Linked DNA regions of Homo sapiens: region 1 is linked to region 2. The links are chromatin loops, found by intact Hi-C in ENCODE. Cell type or tissue: ascending aorta. All regions are shown on one strand. Links, peaks and the distances in the headings refer to the core of each region. The heading gives the core; the rest is flanking DNA. Region 1 overlaps CUX1 (cut like homeobox 1). Region 2 overlaps CUX1 (cut like homeobox 1).

Evidence for each region. A loop is a pair of places that touch in the nucleus more often than their neighbours do. Peaks named below come from ENCODE experiments on the same cell type or tissue, not always from the same donor. Only the 100,000 strongest peaks of a DNase experiment are listed, where the experiment ranks them.
Region 1: a loop joins it to region 2, with 2.8 times the contacts of the local background. A loop is called at or near these places in 10 of 110 quality-filtered maps.

What each region holds. Positions count from the first base shown.
Region 1 is chr7:101,947,103-101,955,533 of GRCh38, forward strand. The region is part of intron 2 of CUX1 (cut like homeobox 1); the gene reads left to right. Among named protein-coding and RNA genes, the nearest start is that of CUX1, 130 kb to the left of the region's middle. RefSeq lists enhancers at 5,216-5,742, 5,387-6,586, 5,743-6,268, 5,927-6,221. In ascending aorta, for the core only: CTCF peaks have their summits at 3,952 and 6,721; DNase peaks (open chromatin) are centred at 969, 5,979 and 6,609; H3K4me3 peaks cover 727 bases; H3K27ac peaks cover 4,656 bases.
Region 2 is chr7:101,877,671-101,886,101 of GRCh38, forward strand. The region is part of intron 1 of CUX1 (cut like homeobox 1); the gene reads left to right. Among named protein-coding and RNA genes, the nearest start is that of CUX1, 64 kb to the left of the region's middle. RefSeq lists enhancers at 1-176, 7,190-7,239 and silencers at 5,911-6,078, 7,810-7,859. In ascending aorta, for the core only: no CTCF peak of the experiment used is centred there; DNase peaks (open chromatin) are centred at 4,629, 5,361 and 8,121; H3K4me3 peaks cover 704 bases; H3K27ac peaks cover 5,483 bases.

The DNA of each region.
Region 1 (8,431 bases), core at 97-8,096, 69 kb after region 2:
AAATGGCCAGGCGTGGTGGCTCACACTTGCAATCCCAGCACTTTAGGAGGCTGAGGCGGGAGGATCCCTTGAGCCCAGGAGTTGGGAGACCGGCCTTGGCAACATAGTGAGTGAGACCCTGTCTTGACAAAAAATTAAAGAATTAGCCAAGTGTGGTGACATGTGCCTGTAGTCTCAGCCACTTGGGAGGCTGAGGCAGGAGGATTGCTTGCACCCAGGAGCTCGAGGCTGCAGTGAGCCGTGATCATGCCACTGCACTCCAGCCTGAGCAAGAGCGAGACTCCGTCTCAAAAAAACAAAAACCGAAAAAACCACCTCACTATTCTAGGCCCGAGCCCGAGCTTAAATATTTACCCCATATCCAACCATAAGTTAATCCCGCACACACCTTCATCAGTTTCTTAAAGAAACTGGTGCCCCAGCACGGGGCATGCCAACGTATTAGACAGGCAACAACTTAGACATGGGGATGAAATGAATTCCATCTTAAATCTCAAAGTGCACAATACAGTCTCTAAAATTAAAGAAAAGAAAGATTTATTTCCAAAAAAGCCCACAGTGAAATAATTGTCTCAGTCTGTGGAGAGAGCTAATTTGGACAGAATCACATATTTTGATTCCTGGGATTTTTTTAAAAGGAATCTTTTAAAGCAGTAAATGAAATATTTTTGGATGTAGACAAAAATGACTTACTTAGCCATTCCACTGGCAATGTGGAAAGGATGAAGACCAATTTTGAGTTAGCAAGGACACCTTCAGAAAGTTCAGCTCCCAGGAATTGTTGACCCTAGCCATCCATGTCTGTATTTCCTGAGGACTATTGCTTACGGAATTAATTGGGACTAATTTCTGTTGCACCTGATCTCCAGCCAAAACACTCACATTTTGCCTCATCTGCAGAGACCTGGGCTGAGTTTTATCTCTGCGTCACTGCCGAGTTCCCTGCCCCCGCTCTGTTAACAGAGCTATAATTAACTCACAGGACGCCAGGCAGCCAGATTCGGCCAGGCGCCAAGAAATCAGCCCCAATTACTATATTCACATTGTCAGTAATGCCCACTTCACAGCTTCTGCTAATTTGAAATGGCAAGTTCCAACTTTCCATAGTAAAATTACCATTTTTGTCCTATTCTATTACGTGGTGATATTTGTCCATTATTTGGGCTCCGTAAACTTGGCATTATCACGACAATTAGTTGTTGAGGGTTTTCTAAAATGATTTGCAATTACATCTCTTAAGCGGAAAACTGTCTGCTCTGATGGAGTGAGAATCCATTCCCTCTGTGCCCTAGATCCACTTTAGGAATTGGCTTTTCATAGGGGAACGTGGTGCCTCGGGATTTTATAATAAAGTCGAGCCTTTAAAATAAGGGCTAGCCTTGGAACGTTGCCTGCTTTGTAGATTTCCAGTGTTCAAGTTGTCTGATTTCTTTATAAAGATGGAGAAGTGTCTCTGTCCCTCTGGGTCTCCGAGTTCCCTTGAGTCTGGGCCTCTGTATCTGGATCCCCTCAAGCCCTACTTTGTTGTAAGAGCCAAATTAGCCAGGGGCTACTGGTTGGTGGCTCTGCTGGGGGGGCATCACAGAGTCTCTCTTCTCTGACATTTGCTGACCTTCAACCCGCCCTGGTACAGGAGCACCCCATTGAGGTCCTCCGTTTTCCAGAGTCCTGTCCCTGAGGAATCACCTGCCTGAGTCCCTGAGCTTGGGACTGGCTGGCCTGATTGGGTTGTACATTTTGTTCTCTTTTCAGCAGAGAAATCTCAGGAGGCACCATGCCAGGCCACTGTGCCCCTGCAAGTGTGTCTGAGTATGGCCCAGGACCCTGCCCATCACTGGTCTGCAACAAGATAAGCACAGAAGTTCAGAGTAGGTGTCTAGAAATGTTCATAGCAATTTAACGTGACGGTGACATCCAAGTGGCATTTTAATTTTATTTTATAAAGATCTGAGTCCACAATGGGCTGGAAATGTAAAAATCTGTTGTGTGTTCTTCTCCCACAGATTGTTTGACAAACATTGGTCATTATTATTATTATTATTATTTTGAGACAGAGTCTCACTCTGTCGCCCAGGCTGGAGTGCAGTAGTGCGATCTCAGCTCACTGCAAGCTCCACCTCCTGGGTTCACGCCATTCTCCTGCCTCAGCCTCCCGAGTAGCTGGGACTACAGGCGCCCGCCACCACGCCTGGCTAATTTTTTGTATTTTCAGTAGAGACGGGTTTCACCGTGTTAGCCAGGATAGTCTCGATCTCCTGACCTCGTGATCCGCCCGCCTAGGCCTCCCAAAATGCCGGGATTACAGGTATAAGCCACCGCACCCAGCCAAACATTGGTCATTATTTAATCTCCTCATCTCTGATTGGATTTCACTGTGATCATTTACTGTGGCTAAGGCAGAGTGCTTGCTTTTTTTTTTTTTCTTTTTCTTCCTTTTTTTTTCTTTGAGACAGAGTCTCACTCTGTCGCCCAGGCTGGAATGTAGTGGCACGATATTGGCTCACTGCAACCTCCACCTCCCGGGTTCAAGTGATTCTCGTGCCTCAGCCTCTCAAGTAGCTGGGATTATAGGTACACATCACCATGCCCAGCTAATTTTTGTATTTTTAGTAGAGATGGAGTTTTGCCATGTTGCCCAGGCCAGTCTTTGAACTCCTGACCTCAGGTAATCCACCCACCTCAGCCTCCCAAAGTGCTGGGATTACAGGCATGAGCCACCACGCCTAGCGAGTGCTTGCTTTTTCTGCTAGACAGTGGTCCTCAGGCCCAATCCCTGAGAGAGGGGCTTCTGAGAGGTGAAGGAGGCAGGAGTTCTTGCCCCTGACTCTCAGGAGCTGGTGTCTCCTGGGCATCACTCACGGATGGGCTGATTATTGCTCATTACCCCACAGGATCCGACAGTTCCAGTACAAGCTGCTTCTTTGAGACAGAGTCTCACCCTGTCGATCAGGCTGGAGTGCAATGCTGGCGCGATCTCAGCTCACTGTAACCTCCGCCTCCTGGGTTTAAGCGTTCTCGTGCCTCAGCCTCCCGAGTAGCTGGGATTACAGGCACCCGCCACCACACCCGGCTAATTTTTGTATTTTTAGTAGAGACGAGGTTTCACCTTGTTGGTCAGGCTGGTCCTGAACTCCTGATCTCAGGTGATCCGCCTGCCTCAGCCTCCCAAAGTGTTGGGATTACAGGCGTGAGCCACTGCGCTCGGCCCAGAAGACTTATATTTTATGATATAAGAAAATTATATGAAATTCCCAAAAAAACCCAGAAAATTATATGAAATTCAAATTTCATTGCCCATAGTTTGTTGTTTTTTTAAAAAAAAAATTGTAGTAAAATACACATAACATAAAATTTACCATTTTAGTTATTTTGAAATCTACAGTTTAGTGGAATTAGGTACATTCAGTGTTGTGCAAGCCATCACTGCCATCCATCTCCAGAACTTTTTCATCATTCCATAACTCACCTCCATAAATAAAGTTTTATTGGCACTCAGCCATACTCATTTGTTTATCTATTGTCTGTGGCTGCTTTTCTGGGCTACAGCAGCAGAGTTGAGTAGTTGCAACAGAGACCATATGGCCTGCAAAACTTAAAATATATTTTTTTCTTCTTTCTTTTCTTTTTTTATAGAGATGAGGTCTCACTACGTTGGCCAGGCTGGTCTCAAAAATCCCAGACCTAAGCAGTCTTCCTGCCTTGCCTCCCAAAGTGCTGGGATTACAGGCGTGAGCCATGTAGAATATTTACTATCTGACCCTTTCCAGTAAAACTTGGCCAACCCCTGTCCTGGTGCACACTCTCCTTACTTCTTAGTTACCATAGCAACTGCCTAACTGGTCTCACTTCCTTTGGTTTCATTCCCTTTCTGTATATCTGCCCCCTGGAGGAGTTTTTCCAAGATACAATTCTGATTGATTAACTTCGCTGGTTAAAATCTTTTAGCAGGCTGGTGCGGTGGCTCAACTTGTGATCTCAGAACTTTGGGAGGCCAATGTGGGCAGATCACTTGAGGCCTGAAGTTCTAGACCAGCCTGGGCAACATAGCAAAACACCATCTCTACTAAAAATACAAAAAATAAGCCGGGTGTGGTGGCGCACGCCTGTGGTCCCAACCACTTGGGAGGCTGAGGTGGGAGGATTTCTTGAGCCTGGGTGGCAGAGGTTGCAGTGAGCCAAGATCATGCCACCGCACTCCAGCCTGGGTGATAGGGTGAGACACTGTCTCAAAAAAAAAAAAAATTCCTTTAGCAGCATCCTGTAGACTAATGCCATGTCTGGGAACACCAGTCCCAGGATAACTGCACTAGTTATTAAAGGCTCTATAAACTCTTGCAGAAAAGAAACCTGCTGAACATCGATCAACCCAGTACCCTTCAAAACTCATTGACTGGGCAAGTCTTTTTCCTTTTTTTTTTTTCTGGAGACAGTCTCGCTCTGTTGCCCAGGCTGGAGCGCAGTGGCATGATCTCGGCTCACTGCAAGCTCCGCCTCCAGGGTTCATGCCATTCTCCTGCCTCAGCCTCCTGAGTAGCTGGGACTACAGGCGTCCGCCACCACACCCTGGCTAATTTTTTTTTATTTTTAGTAGAGACAGGGTTTCACCGTGTTAGCCAGGATGGTCTCAATCTCCTGACCTTGTGATCCGCCCGCATCGGCCTCCCGAAGTGCTGGGATTACAGGTATGGGCCACTGCATTTTTCTTATCACCCATTCTCATTAGCCTACAGCAGGGATTGGCAAACTGTTTACTGTAAAGAACCAGATGGTAAAATACTGTAGGTTTCGGCAGGGCCATATGGTCTGTTACAAAGACTCAACTCTGCTGTAAAGTAGCCATAGATAATACAAAAATGGTGGGCGTGGCTGTATGCCGATAAAACTTTATCTAAAAAGACAATCAGGCCCATTTGAACTCCTGTCCTGTAGAGCAGTGGCTGTCAAGGTGTGGCCCAGGCCAGCAGCATCACAGGACCTGGGGACTTGTTAGAATTGCAGATTCTGACCAGGCGTAGTGGCTCACACCTATAATCCCAATACTTTGAGAGGCCAAGGTGGAAGGATTGTTTGAGGAGTTCAAGACCAGCCTGGGCAACATAGCGAGACCCCGTCTCTACAAAAAAAAATACAAAAATTAGCTAGGCGTGGTAGCATATGCCTGTATTCCCAGCTACTCAGTAGACTTGAGGATTGCTTGAGACCTGGAAGGTTGGAGCTGCAGTGAGCCGTGATTGCGCCACTGCACTCCAGCCTGGGTGACAGAGCGAGACCCTGTTTCAGTAATAAATAAATTAAAAGTACAGATTCTCGGGTCTACTCCAGACCTGCTGAATCAGAAAATACGCGGGCAGGCCCAGCCGCCTGTGCCTTCACCAGCTCTCCTGGTTAAGGCCTGAGAACCCTGCTACGGAACCCCGAGTACCTTTCAGAACATGTTGACCTCATTCGCAGGGATCAGTGGCCCTTTGTCATCTGGTCTCTGGCCAGTGTCCCTCCCTCATCTGGTGGACTTGGTACTGATGCCGAACCACCTGTGGGTTCCAAACGTGCCATTGTTTCTCCCACCCACGCATTTGCACAAATGTGGTCCTGTGTGGCTCACTCCCTTTTCTGCCGCCACCTTCTCCCCCACTGCGCCATGCTGGTCTCAGCTCGGGGCTTACCTGGTCCCAGAGGTGTGTTGGGAGGTCCCCACCCCTTGCCTCTGCCCGTTGCCTTTTCCACCCCTGCACTGGGTGTGCATAGGTGCGCAGGGCACGTGTGTGTCCTCTGCGGTCACTGACTTGATTGTCTGCCTTTCCCAGGAGGACATGGGCTCTGTCGGGACATTTTATCCGTCTGTTTACAACATGAAATAGACACCTCCGAAATGTGTGTGTGTTCCGTAAATGAAGGAGCAGAGGGACCCCTTCGGAGCATCTCAGAGGCCAGGAAGCCTGGCTTCTGGCCGCCCTGCCCGCTCCTCACGTGTGAGGGGAACTGGGGAAGTCGAGTCAGCCCGCTGGGGTTCCTGATTCTCTGCGGTTCTGGGAAGAGCTTGCAGTGGAAGGCCTCCCAGCCATTTCCTCTTCTCCCCCAACTGTGACTCACTGATTGATTAATGTTTGGAAATTGTGACTCATCTTGTTAGAGAAGGAAAAGGAAATTTTATTCTCTTCATTCTCCCTCCCTTTCAAATAAGTAATAAATAAAAAGTGGCTGATCTTCCACTTGGTGCGGTAAGAAGCATTTAAATACATTCCCGGCCCTCATAATTGGTGGCTTCTTGGAGAAAGGTACTTATTAGAAGAAAAACACTTCCCTATGTGTTGTTGTTCGGCCTTCTCGTTGATGAAATTACACGGTGAGTTGGTGAGCGAATTTACCTTGCCCCTTTTTAAAGGTATTTGTGGCAGCTCTTGTTGTAGGAATCAGGGGAGAGGAGCCACTTCTCTTTTAGTAAGAAATGCGAAGAGTGGCCTCTCCATCTTCAGAGTTTCAAAATGAGTTCACTCTGGTGGTGAGTAATGATGTCTTAAGCTGGCTTATTAAAGGCGGAGGAATAAGATGTTCTTGCTTTACCTCACGTACCAAATATAGATAAGGCGCTGGATCAGCAGAGCCTCAGGCCCGTGCCAGGACACAGTCGGGCCTGGCGATGTCTGTTTTGTCTCACGACTGGAGGGTTGAAGGGGAAGCACAGCCTTTGCTTTTAAGGGTTTTCTTCTGGGAAATCCACAAAAAAAAAAAAAGCATTTGTTCACTTCTCACGTTGTGATGTTGAAATTATGGCTTGGAGTTTTACATTTGCCTTTTAATTCTCTTTATGGGCAGCATGTCTGTATGTCTTAGGCTCTTGGTTCTGGAAGACCAAGTAAATTCAGTATCTTTTCAAATTGTAACCCTCTGGTCTGGGTAACACAGCAAGACCCCCATCTCTACAAAAAAAATTTTTTTAAGTCAGCCAGGCATGGTGGTGCACACCTGTAGTCCCAGCTACTCAGGAGGCTGAGACGGGAGGATCACCTGAGACACGAGTTTATGTGTCTGAGACGCCTGAGACAGGAGTTTATGACCATCCTGGGCAACATAACAAGAGCCCATCTCTATGACAAAATGTGAAAATTAGCCAGGTACAGTGGTGCACACGTGTAGCCCCAGCTACTTGGGAGGCTGAGGTTGGGGGATAGCCCAGGAGTTCAAGGCTGCAGTGAGCTATGATGGTGCCACTGCACTCCAGCCTGGGTGACAGAGTGAGACCCTGTCTCAACAAAATAAAATTGTAACCCAAAGTAAGGGCTCAATAAATGTTAGCCACTGTGATTATTCTATTATTCCCGTCCTCGTTGTAAATATTTGTGTGGCTTGGTGCCTAGCGTCTTTTGTAGCTGTATGTATTGCCAAGGAGAATCCCAAGGAAAAAAAGTAGAAATATGGTTAAAGCTGGCTGGGCACAGTGGCTCATGCCTATAATCCCAGCACTTTGGGAGGCCGAGGCAGGCAGATCACTTGAGTGCAGGAGTTTGAGACCAGCCAGAGCAACATAGCAAGACCCCTTCTCTACAGTGTGCTGGCATTTGCAGTGCAGCCACCATTGCCCATGGTAGCGATGAGGAAGCTGTGGCTTAGACCAACTTCCAGAATCACTGCTCTGGTCACACAGCTGCTCGCAGGTGGCATCATGAACACACCTAGTCTGACTGTTGCTTAACCACGACAAACTCCATCTCCTTCCACTTTGCCTGGCTGAGGATCGGATGCATTACATAGAAATATTTGAATTTGGAAGCTGTTGAAATACAGGTTCAGGCCAGGCATGGTGGCTCATGTGTGTAATCCCAGCACTTTGGGAAGCCGAGGCAGGCGATCACCTGAGGCCAGGAGTTCGAGACCAGCCTGGCCAACATGGTGAGACCCTGTCTCTACTAAAAATGCAAAAATCAACTGGGCCTGGTGGTGCACACCTGTAATCCCAGCTACTCGAGAGGCAGGAGAATTGCTTGAACCCTGGTGGCGGAGGTTGCAGTGAGCTGAGATCATGCCACTGCACTCCAGCGTGGGTGACAGAGACAGATTCAGTCTCAAAAAAAAAAAAAATGCAGGTTCAAGGAAGGGAGAGGATGATTTGTGTTCCGCTCTGCGCCTCCTCCCTGGTCCATTCCCTTCTCCCTGTTGGACCATTGCTGTGACACAGGTGATCTGAGCATCAAGAAAAAGGCATTTCTTGCTTCTCAGTGATATTAGCAAGCACCTGCTGCTTGTATTCACTGTGCTGAGTTCTACCCATTTATTCTCTCATTCAGTCTTTACATCTCCCTGATGAGGAGGCATAATAATATCATGCCCATTTTATAGACTTGAGGGAACTGAGCCCAAGCCATTCAGCCAGAGAGTAACCGAGCTGGAGTTCCACCAGGTCTGTCTGCTCTGATAGCAGGCATGCCTGACCTCC
Region 2 (8,431 bases), core at 382-8,381:
AACGAGACTCTGTTTCCAAAATAAATAAATAAAAATTAACAGTGTTTCTTACACTTTTCAAATCAGTACATTAAAATCCCTCCAATTGTGTGTGTGTGTGTGTGTGTGTGTGTGTGTGTGTGTGTGTGTGTGTTTATTAAAGCGACACCATTGTTCAATGATATGAATAGGTATATTTTATATACTTGGTTCCATTTTGATAGATATTTGGGTTGCTTCCTTGAAGAATGTTGTGCGTACACCGTTTGACACAGGTGCAAGCTTATCTGCAGGGGGAAGCCGATTTGCAGGACTCATTCCTATAGGGAGAGGGGCCAGGCCCAGGGACTTAAGTGTTTGTGAATTTGTAGGAACTGCCAGATTACCCACACTTAGCAGTTTACACCCCTTCCCTCCAGCACTGGCTGCAGAGAGCCCTGTCCTCCAGGGCCCTAATGCTAATTCTTTCATGATTGCACTAATTATATGCACAAAAGGAATGCAACAGAACAAAACAAACCACCTGGTTTTGTAGGTGTGGAAGTGCACATTGCAGTAAGGAGTCAATGAAATCGGTTACTGTGGGACAGGACCCTCCCCTCCCCTTGGTTATTTTACTAACTTGGAATAACGCCACTTCCTTGTAGGAAACAGGCAGTGACTGTCAGTGAGTGTGCCTAGGAGAGGGGTGGGTCCTTTTAGAGACCAACCTCGCAGTTAGCCAGCAACAGGCTGCAGCTTAGCTAGATGAAAAGTTAGTTTGAGAAACTGAAGTCATTGCCGCTAAGGCTGGCAAGGTGTGGCTGGGGCCAAGTTGGGGGAATGTCGTAGTAGCCGGCCCTGTGCGCCTGAGCCCACAATTACTGCGTCGCTGCTGGGGTCTGGCAAAGCTCACCTTGATGCAGTTTTGTTCAAAGCAGTGCAATTTCCAAGCCTCAAAACAGATCCTTTTCAATACAATGTGATTGTAAAAATTCTATTAATAAAGAGAAAAAAAAGACGCACCAGCGGCTTACAAGATCTTTTTTTGTTTTTTTTTTTAAGAGACAGAGTTTCACTGTCGCCGAGGCTGAAGTGCAGTGGTATGATCTCGGCTCACTGCAACCTCCGCCTCCCAGGCTCACACAATTCTCCTGCCTGAGCCTCCTGAGTAGCTGGGATTACAGGCGCGCACCACCATGCCGGGCCAATTTTGTATTTTTAGTAGAGATGGGGTTTCGCCATGTTGGCCAGGCTGGTCTCAAACTCCTGACCTCAGGTGATCCTCCTGCCTGGGCCTCCCAAAGTGCTGGGATTACAGGCATGAGCCACTGCACCCAGTCACGAGATCTTAAAGTAGAAGTAACTATGGTATTTTTTTCGAGAATTCTGTTAGGGCGAGAAGCCCATTCGTACTGTGCTGGAACCATCCTGACCCTGTCTGTTCTTTGCAGGAACTCAAACCAATATGCCTAAGTAGCTGAAACTGTTGCATTTCAAAGCCTTTTCAAGCATATCTTGAGGACACTGTTCCCTGCAGCTGAACTGAAGTCTTGATCTGAGCCCAGGAGGAGTCCCTGGGGTTGTCTTGTTGGGGGTGGGGAAGTGGGAATGCTTGCATTCAGCTTTGGGGGACCTTAACCCTTTGCCCCCTCCCCTGTCCCCCCTTCACATAGCTTTAACATGAAAGTCTTTCTGTCTGTCAGATCTCCCCTGTACAAAGAGTGGTCTACTCTAAAAATTGCTTTGAAATTGGAATGGACCCCTCCCTCTCTTCTATTTTAGTTCTAGTTTCTAGCTCTTTAAAATAATGCAACTTTTCGCTTTATTGTTCTAAATCAATGCATTCTAGCCGTTGGCTGTCCCAGTTGCTTCCCTGTGGCTGGGAGCCCCTCTCTGTGGTTGAGGCTGGTCTTACCATTGCTCCAGTTGTCTTCGGCCTTCTGGGGCTTACTTCCCCTGCCCTGGAGGCCTGAGGCCAGCCAGCCAGTGTGGTGTGACCCCCCTGACAGTGGGCTCTCCCGGCTGGCCCAGTTGAGGGTGGTCAGTTCCTTTTGTGGCCTTGCCTTCTTGGGAGATAAAAGTGGCCCCCTGGGTGCCGTGCGGCCCGCCCGCAGGGTCCTTGGTGGAGCTCCAGCATTGATTCCTGCAGGTTCAGCTCCTGCCCCAAGGCAGCGTCCAGCTGGCTGAGTGGGGTTCTCCCAGGGTCTCTAAGCACAGGACAGCCTGCTTCTGCATGGGGGCGCACAGGGGACCGCAGAGTCACACTCAGACCCTTCTACCACCTCCTGACTTGTGGACTTTGGTGGTGGGTGGCGACAAACTGGAGTCCACTGGGTCTGTGGCAGAGAAAGGTGGCTTTGCTGGGGGCTGGGGGAGAGGAGGCGTTTTTGGATCGCAGCATATACCTTGTCTAGAATTGTATAAAAACCTACAGGAAAAGGCTGATTTTTTTTTAAAAAGGCTGTTTTTTTAAAAACAACTAAAGGCACAAAAACTCCAAGTGTGAGAATATCCAGAATGCGTTTATATAATGTGCACCGTTGAAAGGAACATTGAAAAAACAAAAAACTCCGAGGAACAGGTCATTGGGTTTGGAGAAGTTTCCTTCAGAAAGTTCTCTTCCTGCTCGTTCACTGTGGATTAAAGCTCGTTGGCAATTTCGGAAGTTCACGTTCTTGAGACTCGGTGCCTTTGGAACAATGGCTCACAATGAGGACGGTGTGCGTTCCCGGCAAGAATGAGTGTTGGGGGCTTTTCTCCTTATCACCCGTTCCCCAGACCCCTCTCATCGGCCTCATAAAGAAACAGATGGTTCATCAGGAATAGCTCAGAAATCACGTTGGCTCCTGGCTGTATAAAGAGTGGGAACTGGGATCATAAACATTTGAAATCTCCTAGGAAAGGACAATGATTCCCTCAATGAAATATTGATGTAAAGGGAGCATTTTAAAAGGCAGAAATGATGAACCTGATTCAGGTTGAAGCTGGTAGTGTACTTTAACCTTTTTGAGAATTGTTAATTTAAAAGCAAATAGAATGAAATATAGACTATAAAAGCAGATTAAATCATTTTTATGCATCCTGGGTTTTTTGGTGTCACGTGACAGGAAGAGTTACTACAAAGAAGACCAGGTTTTGGAAAGACGGTGGGGTTCACGTGATGAAACACAGGCCATGACCCCTTTAGGAATTGGATGGAAGCCAGCCAGGCCAGGCCCCCCACCCCCAGGTCCTGGGTTGGGGCTCTGTGGGCCCAAGGAGTCCTCCAGAACCAAATTCTCCACTAAGAGCAATTTTTAAAAGAGCAGCTGCTCATCCCATGTCCAATTAGAGTGAGCAGATGTGTAAGAAACATGTCTTTGATTGATTTTGGGGGAGCCCCCCGCAGTTTGATGTTTTGCTTGGAGGTAGGGGAAACGGGGGCTGAGTTACAAGTATTACCTGTAGGAATAAACAATTCTTTTGAAACATCAGTAGGGAAGAAAGAAAAAAAAAGGCAGCTTAAGATTTATCTAAAAAGGAAGTGGAAAGTTAAAGTTGCTGGAGATCTCATTACTGTCTGTCTCGCTCACCGTAATTAAAAAATGCCTGAATGATCTTAATAACACATGATTCAGCTGACAAGCACTAATTGCCCTGTATCAGGCCAAGAGAAGATGAATGTTGTCAAGAAAACCACAAGTCAGACAAGCTGATTCTCTGTGAGTCTGACACCGTGTTCCCATGTACAGACCAGTTTTTACTGGAGTTCTTCCAGCATCAAAAGCAGCTTCTTACCTTCCCATTAATTTTCATCGCTGGCAGGCCCGAGTTGTTTGCGATACACTGACTACCTCCCTTGATTCCTCCTCGCTGGCTCAGGAGCTTGGGTCTGCAGACAAAATGTAAATATGTTTCTTGCTCTTATCTTTGTCCTTTTTCAGGGAAGAAATCTGTTCCCGTCCAATATGAATGCCCTGGTGGGCTTGTCAGTAAATTACATGGTATTTGGGAATTGATTTTCTGACGCCACCGATTTGTCAAGAACTTATCCTGCCTTTTCAGCGATTTGACAGCACCTGTTAGGCTGTAGGGCCATGTGATTGGGCAGTTCTCCTGCCGAGAAAAAGGGGACTGATGACTTTCTGTCACTTGGGCATCCAGAAACCTCCTTGAAGGTGGAGGTTATTGAGGGAGGAGGCAGGAGTGGAAAAATGCTATTGGTTTATTCCTGTGCTTTTATAGAACAGCCGAACCATTCTATGGCAATAAAACAGAATCACAGGGCAAGGTGCAGTGGCTCACACCTGTCATCCCAGTATTTTGGGAGGCTGAGGCAGGAGGATCGCTTGAGCCCAGGAGTTTGAGACCAACCTTGGCAACATAGTGAGACCTTGTCTCTACCCAAAAATAAAAAAAAAAAATCAGCTGGGCTTGGTGGTGCACGCCTGTAGTCCCATCTCCTCGGGAGGCTGAGGTGGGAGGATCGCTTGAGGCTGGGAGGTGGGAGCTTGCAGTGAGCCATGATCACACCACTGCACTCCAGCCTGGGCAACAGAGTGAGATCCTATCTCAAAAACAAACAAACAAAAAAGGAACTTGTTTCCTAGCAAGAAGCAGATGAGGCTGGTGAATAAGCATACCACATAAGTAAGTAATCCACTAACTTAGGGAATTTCGTGACCAGTCACTCAGCACGCCCTGTTGCGAAGGGGACGGCTGACCAATAGGATCATCTCAGAGTCACCCTCACACAACTTGGCTTAGCCTAGTTGGCAAAAGTGTCTCTTCAGAGACCTACCCTCCTGGAATTGAAATAAAATGAAAATTTGTGATGACGATCAGCTACTGTCAGTGTGACTTAGGTGTAGAAATTAAAAAAGAAAAAAAGACCACTCTAAAGGCATTTGTGCATGAAGACACCTACAGAAATAAAGCCGGGGTGCTGTTCTTGGTCTTCATTCAGGCTAGCACCTCTCGTCACCTTTTCACTTTGGAGCTCAGGGCCTGGTTCACTCAGCAAGTGAGCGGCTCACACAGTAGATGCTCTGCACATAGTAGTAGGTACTCAGAATATAGCAGCTGTTGATGTACATGTTTCCAGAGGGGCCAACACAGGAATCTGCACGTGGGTCCTTGCTTTAAGCCCAGCCCCTCTCTGTGGGCGTGGGATGGAGTCTTCCTTTCTTGGTGACCGGCGCCCTCTGGGGTCACTGGAGGCCTGGACTTCCCCACTGGCCCAGTGACCTTGTTTCCTTGTTCCCTGTCTCGCCCAGCCTTGGCTGTCCTGGGATTTGAAAATCTGGGATAAAGCCTTTTTCGGGCCTCTAAGGCCCTGCTGGTTCTGCGTGTTCCAGAGAGCTGCACCTCTGGGTGGTGAGCTGGCCTTTTTGGCATTTGATTTATGTATAGCCCTGAGTCACTGGGAGCGGATCTAGAGTCCAGGCCAGTGACTGATTTCAAACGCTAACACTCTTGGCTCGGGCTCAGGTTTCAAGTCAGCCTCCAAAGGGGATGTTTGCTCATTTCGTCATCTTCCTATCACAGCAATTTTCGTCATATGGAGGGGTGGCACTCATGTACCTTGATGATTATTATTCTTTTAAAAAATGAAGTTATTTATGTTATGGGGTGAGTTCGTCACACAGTCCGAATGTGGAATGTTGCCATCCTTTTCATCCCAATCCTGCCAGTGATTTCTGTTTACAATAGAACTATTGACATTGTATGGGGATGAAACTAGCATGAGATAGTAATTGTTGGCTTGCCTGAGATTTTCATCATATGTACACATAGACAAAACCTGGCTTTAGTTCCTAAAGCTATTGCTGTTTATTGTACTTTTATTAGCCAATGTTACAGATCCCCGTAGCATGCCAGAGGCTATTAAGAAATACAGGGGTCGGGGGCAGGAACGAAGTCCCTGGCCATGGATCATGCAATTGATCTATAGTTATTTTTTTTTCTTTTTCTTTAATTTTTTTTTGAAATTTTAAATTATTATTATTACTGTTTTTTGCGATGGAGTTTCACTCTTGTTGCCCAGGCTGGAGTGCAATGGCATGATCTCCCCCTCCCAGGTTCAAGCGATTTTCCTGCCTCAGCTTCCGGAGTAGCTGGGATTATAGGCGCCTGCTACCATACCTGGCTAATTTTTGTATTTTTAGTAGAGATGGGGTTTCACCATGTTGGCCAGGCTGGTCTTGAACTCTTGACCTCAAGTGATCCACCGACCTCGACCTCCCAAAGTGCTGGGATTACAGGTGTGAGCCACCATGCCCGGCCCAAATTATTATTATTTTTTATAAGATAGGATCTTATCACACAGGCTGGACTGCAGTGGTGCAATCATAGCTCACTACAACTTCCAACTTTTGGGCTCAGGTGATCCTCCCACCTCAGCCTCCTGAGTAGCTGGGACAGCAGGTACATGCCACCATGCCAGGCTAAGTTTTAAAATTTTATTTTGCTAGGGGGTCTCGCTGACTTGCCCAGGCTGGTCGTGAACTCCTGGCCACAAGTGATCTTCCTGCCTTGGCCTCCCAAAGTGCTGGGATTATAGGTGTGAGCCATGCTTTTGGCCAATTTTTAGTTATTGTGGATACATAATAGTTGTACATATTCATGGAGTACTTGTGATGTTTTGGTGTAAGCATACAATGTGTAATGATCAAGTCAAGGTAATTGGGATATATACTTATAGTTAGCCTACAGTCTTATTGATAATGTTCTCAGAAATTTCTGATTCCAGAGCTCCTTGCTCCTCTCCCATAATTAGATAACGTGTTTTTCTGTCCGGTAATTGCTGTAGTACTCATTTTTAGATGGGGTAGGGAAGGCCATGTGCCATGTTGGGGCCTCATCCCAAAGACCTTGTGCTGTTTGGGACAGGTAATTATTTAAAGCCCCGTGTGAGGTGGGTGGGTGTTAAACTCATGCTCTCCACACCTTCCCAGAGTGCCTGGGAAAGCAGGCTTCTCTAAGAAAGTGGAATAGCGAATAGGCAGTGATCCCTGAGAGAGATACATAATGATTGTCAGTTTCATGGATTACAGATAATTCCGTTTAATGTCCTCTGTTTTTCCTTTTTGCAAATTTCTATGCATTATATAGAACATTGACTTTAGCATAGAAAGTGCTAATTCTTGATTTGGCACTTTAATGGATATTTACACAGTGACACCATAAACATTGGATAAACAGAGGATTTGTTTTAATGAGATCTTCAGTGATTTGAAGCCGTTTCCCCCTTGCCTTCTGGAATCCCCGGCTCCAGTTCTGCCTGGTTTTGGTGATGCTGTCACAGTGGAGGGCTGACTGCAGGCCTCGACTGTGAGCCCTCACTCGGCCACCTTTTCATTTCCTCGCTGGGTTCCAGGCTCTTTGAAGCACTCGCCTCCTCCCCTCCCTGCATGTCCTCTGTAGTGCCTATTTCTGTGATTTGCATATAGCGGAAATATTTGTTGAACTGAATTATTTTTACACACAAGCCTTTCATGTGGCCAACATTTTGAGGTCTGTCTCCTTTGGCGGGAGTCTGGGAGGAATCTTCCAGTTCACTAAGAAGTGTTTGATAGCTTCAGGGCAGGCGTGCCCTGATTGGGGCTGGATGCCCTGCCTCCATCCAGAGGCTCTCTGGCCAGGAGGGGAATGAACCAAGTGCCCAGATTCCCCCCTACAATGTTTATGCAGAGGTGACTGTCACCTGCCAATGGTGACAGTCCACCAGGGAAGTCCAGAAGGCCTTTGGATTAAAGCTACAGGAGAGGCAGGTCCCCTTGCAGGGTCAGAAGGGGAAGAGAGAAGAGAGAGAGAACCAAAGGTGGGAGGTTCAGCTACTCGGGAGGCTGAGGTGGGAGGATCCCTCAAGCCCAGGAGGTCAAGTCTGCAGTGAGCTATGATTGCACCACTGCTCTCCAGCCTGGGCGACAGAGCGAGACCCTGTCCCAAAAAATAAAAAATAAAGATGGAAAGATGGGAGGATTCTCCCCAGGAAGGCCCAGGCCGCAGGGTCCCCTTGTCCTTAAAGGCCAGCTCAGTGAGGCTACAGGTCCCCTTGCCCCAGTTCCCCGAGCACAGAGCAGGCATGGCCTCGGACGACTTCCTCTTTGTGTCTCGTGGACTACTCAATAAATATTAATGTTTTCCAAAGATATCTTGCCCAGCTCTCCCTGACGAGGCTGTTGGCTTGAAGGAATAACAACACTCGTTGCACTCACGGAATATTAAGTCTGTGCCAGGGCCTGTTCTGAGCTCATGACTTGTGCTACTCGGTCTCTCCCCACAAGCTCACAGGGCGGATGCTATTTTCACCGCCGTTTATAGGAGAGGAAACTGAGGCACAGGGTCCTTCAGTGACTGGCCCCCATGAGCAGGCAGCACATCTGGAATTCCAGCCTGTGCAGCCTGGCCCCAGGATCCCCATGCCTCTGTGGGGGACACTCTGGAAGTGACAGGTGAGGCACTTCTCTGGCCTCTCTGGATCTCCTGC